Regions from separate parts of the Mus musculus genome. Here region 2 is linked to region 1. Evidence: chromatin loops called from intact Hi-C (ENCODE). Cell type or tissue: heart. All regions are shown on one strand. Region 1 holds the start of Ggt6 (gamma-glutamyltransferase 6). Region 2 overlaps Ankfy1 (ankyrin repeat and FYVE domain containing 1).

Region 1 (5,000 bases):
CTGGTCTACAAAGTGAGTTCCAGGACAGCCAGGGCTATACAGAGAAACCCTGTCTCGAACCCCCCCCCCCAAAAAAACCCCAAACAAAAACAAAACAAAACAAAAACATTCAAATCCTTCTAGTTTTGAAATGAAGTCGTGCACATCTGTAATCCTAGCACTGAAGTTGAGGCAGGAGGATCTCAAGCTAGAGAACAGGCTGGGCTACATAAAAAAGACTGTCTAAAAAAAAAAAAAACCGGTTCATACATACATAATTAGTGGTATAATACATGGTTGTTACCTACAGTTATCCTGCTGTGCGGTCGCACACTTGAGCTTTTAGACCCGTTTTAGCTATAAACACATCACCTACTGACCAGCTATTCTATTCTAGTCTCAACTTCTATGAGATATGGCCAATGTTAGTGTAGAAAACGAGGTTTTCATAAAACACAAAGTACATGCAGAAAAGCATACATAGATGTGCCACTTGATTTGTGTTCACAGTGGGCACACCCATGAGACCAACACCCTCATTAACAGATGTCAGCTGGGAGCCCACCAAGCTGACAACCAGGATGAAAGATTTTTCCAAGGTGAAAATGTGACACGTCAGAAGCTGTCAGGGTCAGCACCCAGAGCCAGCGCATGCCTATGATCCCAGCACTCAGAAGCAGAGAGGCAGGTGGGTCTGAGTTCGAGACTGGCATGTTCTACAGAGTGAGTTTCAGGATAGACAGGGCTACTACAGAGAAACTCTGTCTCAAAAAAACCAAAACAGGAAGAAAGAAATCACTGTAACAAATATGTCTGTCTAATAGGAAAGTCCAGGCCCCCTTCTCTAAAGGACCTGCTTTCATATGACATTTTGATATTAACTTTTCATTTGTCACTCACATCTTTTTTTTTAAGATTTATTTCTTTTATGTATATGAGTACATTGTAGCTGTCTTCAGACACACCCACCAGAAGAGGGCATCAGATCTCATTACGGATGGTTGTGAGCCACCATGCGGTTGCTGGGATTTGAACTCAGGACCTTCGGAACAGCAGTCAGTGCTCTTAACCACTGAGCCATCTCTTCAGCCCTGTCACTCACATCTTGATATTAAACTTTTAATTGAGCCAGGGATGGTGATGCTTGCCTATGATCCCAGCACTGAGGTGCTGAGGGTAGGAGAATTAGAAGTTCAAGGCCATATTCCTCCCTCAGCTACGTGAGGAGTCTGCGGGCAGCCTGGGCTACATAAAACCCTGTCTCAAAACAAACAAGCAAAGGGCCATTGAGATGGCTCAGTGGATAGGGATGCTCACTGTCAAGCCTGACCATGCTTGGTCCCCTGGATCCAGATGGTAGGAGAAAACCAACTGCCACAAGCTGTCCTCTGATTTCCACATGCATGCTATGACACTCATGTGCCACACACCACACATACAAACACACACACAAGAAAGAAATGTAATAAAAAAAAAATAAAGGCAGGCATAGTGGCACACACCTTTAATCCCAGGACTCAGAAGACAAAGGCAGACAGATTTCTGAGTTTAAGGCCAATGATTTAGTATACATAGTGAGACCTTGTCCCAAACAAACAAAACTCAAAAAGATCTTTTAGTTTTATTAATAAATATGAGTGGTACTTTAAAAAAAAAAAAAGACAGCTAAGTGTGGTGTCCCGTGCCTTTAATCCCAGCACTTGGGAGGTAGAGGCAGGCAGATTTCTGAGTTCAAGGACAGCCTGGTCTACAAAGTGAGTTCCAGGACAGCCAGGGCTATACAGAGAAACCCTGTCTCGAAGAAAGACAGACAGACAGACAGAAAGAAAGAGAGAGAGAGAGAGAGAGAGAGAGAGAGAGAGAAAGAAAGAAAGAAAGAAAGAAAGAGAGAAAGAGAGAGAGAAAGAAAACAAAAGACAAAAGGAAGGAAGGAAAAAGAAAAGTAGGAGAGAAAGGTAAACAAGACTTCTCTGGCTTCTTCCCAGATGCCCTGACTGTTCCGCACTCCAGCTGCGTTCTGACTCTAAACGTTAACCGGTCTTACCTTGTTCTGAGCCTTGCTTAAGACACACAATGTGTGCCCTTTCCTACCTGGCCTCTTTCACTCCCCATGTTCCCTCTGATTCATGTACAATATTACACATAATTGTCTCTTGTTCATTCTTTCTGCTGCAGATACCCCAGTGCCTGAATAATGGCTTGCACGGTTTTTCCTGACAATGGTGTTAGCATAGTTTCCAATGTGGGACTGTTGCAAATAGCACTGCTTTGCCCAGGAACAGGTCCTTGATGTGAATGCCAGGAAGAAGGTTGGAACCGTGTTTTCCAGACTGTTTCCCCACAGAGGTCTCTGACTCCGCCTTCTGGACAAAAGCCACATGACACATCCAGGGATGGCCCTCACCCCCCAAGCTGTTCGCCAGATTTCATAGTAGCCCAAGATTGGACCATGACCCTCCTTGGAAGCCACACCCCCTGACAATATAACCTGGTTGGTGGTGCTAAGCCACACCTAGGCTACCCTTTGTAACCATAGCTCTAATTCATGTCCACGATTCCTAGAGACCTGAGTAGCTTTGGGATCTCAAAGGTAAAGAGAGACTCCACTCACCCCACCTCTTAGTCTATAGCTATAGTGTTGGGCTCCTCCTAGACCTGTATAAATTGTGACTCTGTATGGCAGCTGCTCGGGGAACCTTTATAAGAGCCCCGAGTCCTAACGAGGCAGGCTCATAGCAGCCTTCCCAGCCCCGCCCTGCCCAGACCTGTTCTCTGTTTCACCACCTCCATTCCCCAAGGCCACCCAGCACCAGCCACAACCTGCTTGCTTGCCTCTCTGGCAGTGTCAACTGTCAGGGCTCTCGGCAAAGATCTGGGGTAGCACGGGCCATGGATGCCACCACAGGACCTGTGCACTATCACAAGCTACAACTCTGGGAGCCTGGCGTGGAGTCAGAGGAGGAGGAGGAGGAGGAAGAGGAAGAGATAGCAGAGCCACTGGTCCTCTCCCTAAGGAGACTCCAAAATACCCCCCGGTGAGTCAGCAAGGGCCTGGGGACCTCCATAACTCAGGCTGGACGGCTGGCAAGGTCCTCTCTCTGGAATCCCTAAGCTGGGTCAGGCAATCTCACACTTGGCTGAGCATCAGGGACTTTCTAGATGAGTTTGGGGGGAGGGGAGCTCTAGGCTGCAGATCCAACTTGGGACTGAGCCAGTCAGTCAGAGGAAGGTCTGTGTATCTTAAGAGAAGACATCTTAGACATCTGTATCAAGCTGGACCCAGTACTGCCCCAGCTCTCCCAGCCTCACCCCAGCTCCATGCCATAGCACCTGCTGGACGGGTTGGGACTGGGCTACACCTGGATGAACCCTGCTCCTCAACCACCTCTCCCCATGTGCCAAGCCCCTTCCAGGTCTCCCTCTGACTGACTGGCCACCCCTGCCTCCTCCAGCTCTTCTGTTAGACACTCTCTCCAAGCCAGCCTCAGTTTCTCCAACTTTTTCCTACCTCTGTGTCTTTGCCAATGCAGTGCCCTGGGCTCTCTCTCTCTCTCTCTCTCTCTCTCTCTCTCTCTCTCTTCTCTCTCTCTCTCTCTCCAATTTATACTCTTGCAAAATCAAACCTTTGGGGGAAACATTCCTTGGGTCTTCTTGGGGTTCCTGGGTGCTCCTTTACCCCATCCCTGGCTCAGGACTCCCCTTTCTGCAGGAACGAGGTTGGTGGGTTGCCAGGAGCCTGGGCCCGCCTGCTGGCAGGCTTGTTGCTGCTGGCTGTTAGCAGCTCTCTGGCTCTGAGGCAGCTGCACAGTAGGGACAGCCCAAGAGGAAACTTGGGCTCTGTGGCCCCTCCAGCCAGCAGACACTCCCATCGCCCTGGTGTGTACCACCACAGCGCCATTATCAGCCCGGCAGGTCAGTGTTTGGGAAGGGGCTAGGGGTCAGTGGTTCAGGGCACCTCCCCATCACACACAGACCTTTCCTTACTGCAGCCACATGTTCCCAACTGGGCCAAGAGTTGCTTGTCGCTGGGGGCAATGTCGTGGATGCTGGAGTTGGAGCAGCTTTGTGTCTGGCGGTGGTACATCCTCATGCAACAGGCTTAGGTCAGTGTAATCTGTGGGCCCTGAACCTCAGAGCTTCTAACCTGGGGCCTAGTTAGTGACCTGGAACTCATTAGGGCAGTCAGTGGCCATTACCTCAAGACTAGCTAGTGAGCAGGACATGGGATCTGAGCACCAGGCCTAGTCTTGAGTAACCTTTGACCCTGGTCAGCAACTCCTGATTTCAGGCTTAGTCAGTGACCTCTATTGCAAGCAAGACAGTGATTCTCTACCTGGGACCACTGGAGGATCTTGACCCCAATTCTGGCCAGTGCCTCTGATCCCCATGTGACCTCTGTCTCCCAACAGGTGCCACATTCTGGGGTCTCTTCTACAATAGCTCTTCAGGAAACTCAACTGCCCTGACAGCAGGCCCAACCCAACTCCTGGCCCCCGGCCTGGGGCTGCCCACGGGTCTGCCTGCTCTGCATTTGCTTCATGCCCACTTCGGCCGCCTGCCCTGGCCACACCTGCTGACCAAGCCTGCCATGCTGGCTGAAAAGGGCTTTGAGGTAGATGCACCCCTGGCAAACGCACTAGCCATCCAGGGCACAAAGGGGCTCTGTCCATTGTTCTGCCATACCAATGGAACCCCACTGGGCCTTGGGGCTCGGGCCACCAACCCCAACCTGGCAGCTGTATTACGCAGCGCAGCCCTGGCCTCCAGCCCAGATCTCGCTGGGAAGGCCTTGCTGAACCCGCTGGTCAGAGACCTGGGGTTAGAGTTACCTTCTGCTCAGCCCGTGCCTTCCTTAGAGCCTGCGCTGCAGCTTCTTCTGCCTCGGGGGGTCCTGTTCACGACTCCTGGCCCCTCAGCAGGTCCAGAACTTGTGGAACTGCTGGAGTCTACTCTTCACTCCAGGACACCCAGCTCTGCTCCCTGCCCACCATTCCTGCAAACTGCTGAAACCCCAGTGAGCA
Region 2 (5,000 bases), 270 kb after region 1:
ATTGAGGTATGAATATTTTAGTTTTTCTTAGAAAATTTGTCTAATAAATTCTTTGAATTTTCATCTAAATCTTAGAATTCTGATCTACAAAGAACCTGAAGGGATTTTTTTAAAAAGAGATTTATTTAATTATCATGTATACAGCATTCTGCCTGCATGTTTGCCTGCAGGCCAAAAGAGGGCATCAGATCCCGTTACAGATGGTTATGAGACATCATGTGGTTCCTGGAAGTTGTACTTAGGACATCTGGAAGAGCAGGCAGCACTCTTAACCTCTGAGCCATCTCTACAGCCCCTGAAGGGATTTTTATTGGTGTAGTATTGAATATAAGTCAATTCAGAGGGATCTAGCATTTTAATTATATTGGGCCTTCTACCCCATAAATGTTTTTTAGGTAGTTCTTGATATCTGTCATCAATGTTTTATTGTTTTCAGTGTGTACATATTGCACATTTTTGCTAGCCCTAAATCATTTATACATTGTGTGTGTGTGTAGCCGATTCTGTTACAAACAGTGGCCTTGAACTTTTAAGTGATGCTAGGTGCTAGGATCAAGGACTGTGCCATCATATTCGTTTATGGGATGCTGGGGATGGAATCCAGAGCTTGTATGCTAGGAAATTCTGTATCCTTTGAAGTACATCCCAGTTCCACAGTGCTATACTGTTGTGAATAGATGAGAATGTTTGTAAATGATAACTCTGTTTTCAGGTCTTATGTAAAATACGTAAGATGGAAATAGGAAGGGGGGTTGATTTAGGAAGATGTTAAGTTTGATTTGGGATTTTTCTGTTGTTGCTGAGTTCGTAGTACCAATGGGCTATGCTTCCATTAGGAGAGAATGACTAAGAAACCTGGGGTGTGACAGCACAGAAGAGGTTTTCCTGAGTGGGAAGAAGGGGATGAGCAGGTGACCTATGCTCACCTTGAGTAGTTTACAAGTTTGTGAGCAATCAGAAGAGCATGCTTACGGAAGAAAGTTAAGTTATGTGTCTGAATTTTGTAAAATTACATCTTTTAAAACTAGGTTATCAGATTAGGAGATGTAAGGAAAGAACCAGAAAAGAAGAGGACAGAAGTAAGAAGCCAGAAACAGTGTTGCTAATATAGAAAGAAAGTCTGACTCTACAGAGAGCTTAAATAAATTGTCAGGCTGTTGATTAGTGATTTTTATTATTGTGACCCAGTAGTGTGCCTAGAAGCCAAGTTTAAGATTAGGAAGATAATGGAGGAATCAGAGTTCTAAAGGGAGCTCCACTGGAGACCAGGTGAAGACAGGATGGATTAGTCAAGCTGGAGATCAACTGGAGAAAAGAGACATTTGCCCGGTGCTCTTCAAGAGCAGCACAAATGTGCTCTCCTTCTGAGCTGTCTTTCTAGACCTTAGCATCTTTATTTTAACTCAGTTCTGTAGGTGTATATGCATACCTCAATGCAAGTGTGGAGGTCAGAGGACAACTTTTACAAGTTGGTTCTAGTCTTTCACTGAGTCCTAGGCTGGGGCATCAGAATTATAGGACAAGCTCTTTTTTACACACTGGGCTATTTTGCAGGTTCTGAAAGCACTTTTTTTTTCTTAAACATTTTTTATTAAATCAAGACTGATAAACTGTTAGAAAGTAAGCTGTTAAACTGATGCCAAGGTCTAGAGAGAGAACTCAGAAGGAGAGCATGTCTGTGCTGCTCTTGAAGAGCACCAGGCAAATGTCTCTTCTCCAAGTAGCCTCCAGCTTGACTAATCCATCCTGTCACCTGGTCTCCAGGTGTTAAAAGTACACCTGCTAAAATGTCTGACCTTGGGGCTGGTGAGATGGCTAAGTGATTAAGAGCACTGACTGTTCTTTTAGAGGTCCTGAGTTCAATTCCCAGCAACCACATGGTGGCTTACAACCATCTGTAATGGGATCTGATGCCCTCTTCTGGTCTCCAGATGTATATGCAGTAGAGCACTCATATATTAAATAAATAAAAAAAACCAAAAACAAACAAGCACAAAACCCAACAAAACAATGCCTGGCCTCAGATTGGCTGGTGAAGAGCAGATGGGGGAAGCATGAGGGAGACTTGGGGAGACATGTATAGCACGGTCATTCAGATGAGATATACATCTTATTACTTAAATCTATGGGCTTATTTTGGTAAATTAGAGGGAAAGAAAGAAGAAGCTACTGCTAAAAATTAGCTACTTCTTTACCATAATAAATTTTATTAAATGAGCAATGTTGTAAGTCATGTATCCTTAGTGGCTGCAATCAGCAGAGACAGGGAGACATTTTGTGCTTAGGGACCTCCATCAGGAAAAGCCAGATCCTTTGACTGCCACAGAAAAGAATTCCAGGATCAGTTTGAGTGAAGCAAAAAAAAATGTAAGAGAAAAAAAAAGGTAAGAGAAGGTACATACTTTAGATTTAAGGGCGAGTGCAGAGGCGTGGGGGCCGGCGGGCCTCGGAAAGAGCAGACATATCCAGTACATAAGTGCAGGCTTCTCAACAGACTTGGGCTCAGGGACCTGCACAATGGTAGTATGTTTGGTTTGGTGGCTTTTTAAGTTACAATGCTTAAAGGATGCACTTTACAGCAAGATTTAAAGATTAAACAATGCTTAAAGTGAAGGGGCCAGGTGTGGTGGTGCATGCCTTTAATCTCAGCACTCAGGAGGCAGAGACAGGAGGATCTCTGTGAGTTGGAGACCAGCTTGGTCTACATGGGAATTCCAGGATTGCCAGGTGGCATATACCTTTAGTACTAGCACTCTGGGGCAGAGGCCAGCCTGGTCTACATACAGAATCTTACTTGAGCCAGGTAGTGATATGGTGAAAGCCTGCCCCCTCCCTCCTTTTAAAAAGTAAATAAAGGTTACATTTTAAGGAAGGATATATAAGCTTGTTTACTTATTTATCTTAAAGAATTTTCTTTATTAAATGAAATTGTAAGGTGGTTTTATGAGTATTTTTTTGGGAGTTGGGGATAAGCAAAGCATTCATAGCACTAAACCCAAGGTCAGAAACATTCTGACCCCAAGTAAGCAGTATAGGATGGTTTTAGCATTCTTGTTGCAGTGTCTTGACAAGAAGTGTCTCTGTAGGCAAGTTTGGTTTTAACTTCTTGTGTAAACTAGGTTCCAGGGTAAATTTTCCTTTCTGTTGTGCTGTGGCTGTACTGTGACATAGGCTGTACCTCCCATGCTACTGTTGAGTTGTCTGCCCTTTCTTAGCTCTTCAAAGTCAGTGATCTGAGTCTAACTCAATGTGCTTAGGGTAAATTTAAGTCCAGTTTGCTGTTTTTTGGTTTGTTTGTTTTTTGTTTTTTGTTTTTTTTTCCAAAACCAGGTTTATTCTAAGTATTGTTTCCTTCTCCAGGTGGTATTGGTACACACCTTTAATCCCAGCACTTGGGAGGCAGAAGCAGGTGGATCTCTTGAGTTTGAGGCCAGCCTGGTTTATAGAGCAAGTTCCAGAACTGCCAGGGCTACACAAAGAAACCCTATCTTAGAAAACCAAAACCAAACCACACCAAAACAAAACAAAGAGGAAAAGAAAAGAAAATGCTTAGGGGCTGGAGACATGGCTCAGCAGTTAAGAGCGCTTGCTACTCTTGATTCCAGCATCCACAAAGTGCTTGCATCTGTCTTTATCTCCAGTACTAGGTGATCACCTTTGTGGGCACCAAGCATACACACATGCAGGCAGATCACTCATACACATACAAAATGATAACATGTTTTATAAAGATAAATGTTTGATTTCAGTATTTGTGGGACAAATAACTATAGAATTAGAAAAAATGTTACTGTTGTCATCTTACAAGTGCTTTTCATGTTTATTTTCCTGGGAATATTGATTTATACCTGAGACTGGGTGGGCATCCAGTTCTTTATGTCAGACATTTATTGAATGTGCATCCTCTAGAAGAGGAGAAAAAAATGGCCACATATATACATATTGTGTGTATATGTATGAAGGTCATAGTATATTAGCATTTAAACATATGTTTTAAAATACTTTTTTAATTATGAAAGCAGGACTATTTGTTATAAAATAATGAACAGAGTACAAAAAACCTACTTCCTTTTCAGCAAGACTTAGTATTTGGTAGTTGATTGCCTTTTATTCTGCATGTATGTGAATATTTACATTAAATTAGAATCATAAAGTGTTTAGTTTTACATCCTGCTTATTTCCTTTCTTGTGTGTGTGTGTGTGTGTGTGTGTGTGTTAGTATGTGTTCATATACATGTCTGAGTCCATGCCACAAGTGAGAGTAGAGGTCAGAGGACAACCTAAGAGAGTTGGTTCTCTCCTTCTACCACGTGGGTCCTAGGGATCAAACTCAAGTTGTCAGGCTCAGCAGCAAATGCCATTATCCATTAAGCCATCTCACTGGGCCCCCCTTAAAAAAAAAAATTATGTATCTGTAGTTGTACAAATGGTAGTGAGCCATCATGTGGTTGCTGGGAATTGAACTCAGGACCTCTGCTTGCTCCAGCCCAAAGATTTATTTATTATATATAAGTACACTGTTGCTGTCTTCAGACACACCAGAATAGGGCATTAGATCTCATTATGGACGGTTGTGAGCCATCATGTGGTTGCTAGGATTTGAACTCAGGACCTTCGGAAGAGCAGTCAGTGCTCTTAATCACTGAGCCACCGCTCCAGCCCGCCTCTTTTTTTTTTTTAATTGCGTTTTTATTATTTACTTGGTGTGTGTATGTGTGTTTGTGTGTGTGTAGGTATACGCATGTCACAATGTGTGTGTTGAAGGTCAGAGGACAGCTTAAAGGAGTTAAGTTCTTTCCTGTCCTGTCGGTCCTAGAGATTGAGCTCAAGTCCTCAGGCTTGGCAGTGGGTGCTTTTTATTTGCTGAGCTATCTTACCAGCCCACAAAGTCTCATTTGATTCTTTCAGATTATGCAGAAACAGACCAGGGAGTGCTGAGTGTGGTTTGTTTGCCCCCGCCATGTAAACATTCTTTGTTTCCCTTGCAGAGGAGGTGGCCA

What was found. A loop is a pair of places that touch in the nucleus more often than their neighbours do. Peaks named below come from ENCODE experiments on the same cell type or tissue, not always from the same donor. Only the 100,000 strongest peaks of a DNase experiment are listed, where the experiment ranks them.
Region 2: it touches region 1 in a loop (4-fold over the local background); 3 of 42 quality-filtered maps call a loop at or near these places.

The regions. Positions count from the first base shown.
Region 1 is chr11:72,432,751-72,437,750 of GRCm38, forward strand. It overlaps Ggt6 (gamma-glutamyltransferase 6), which reads left to right and starts at 2,776. Exons shown (of 4, transcript NM_027819.2): 1 at 2,776-3,014; 2 at 3,689-3,891; 3 at 3,969-4,082; 4 at 4,389-5,000. The coding sequence starts at 2,869. In heart, a CTCF peak has its summit at 2,344; DNase peaks (open chromatin) are centred at 2,381, 3,081 and 3,741; H3K27ac peaks cover 461 bases; H3K27me3 peaks cover 504 bases.
Region 2 is chr11:72,707,169-72,712,168 of GRCm38, forward strand. Ankfy1 (ankyrin repeat and FYVE domain containing 1) reads left to right here. Exons shown (of 25, transcript NM_009671.5): 2 at 4,989-5,000. Among named protein-coding and RNA genes, the nearest start is that of Ankfy1, 20 kb to the left of the region's middle. In heart, CTCF peaks have their summits at 149 (motif pointing right) and 1,940 (motif pointing left); no DNase peak of the experiment used is centred here.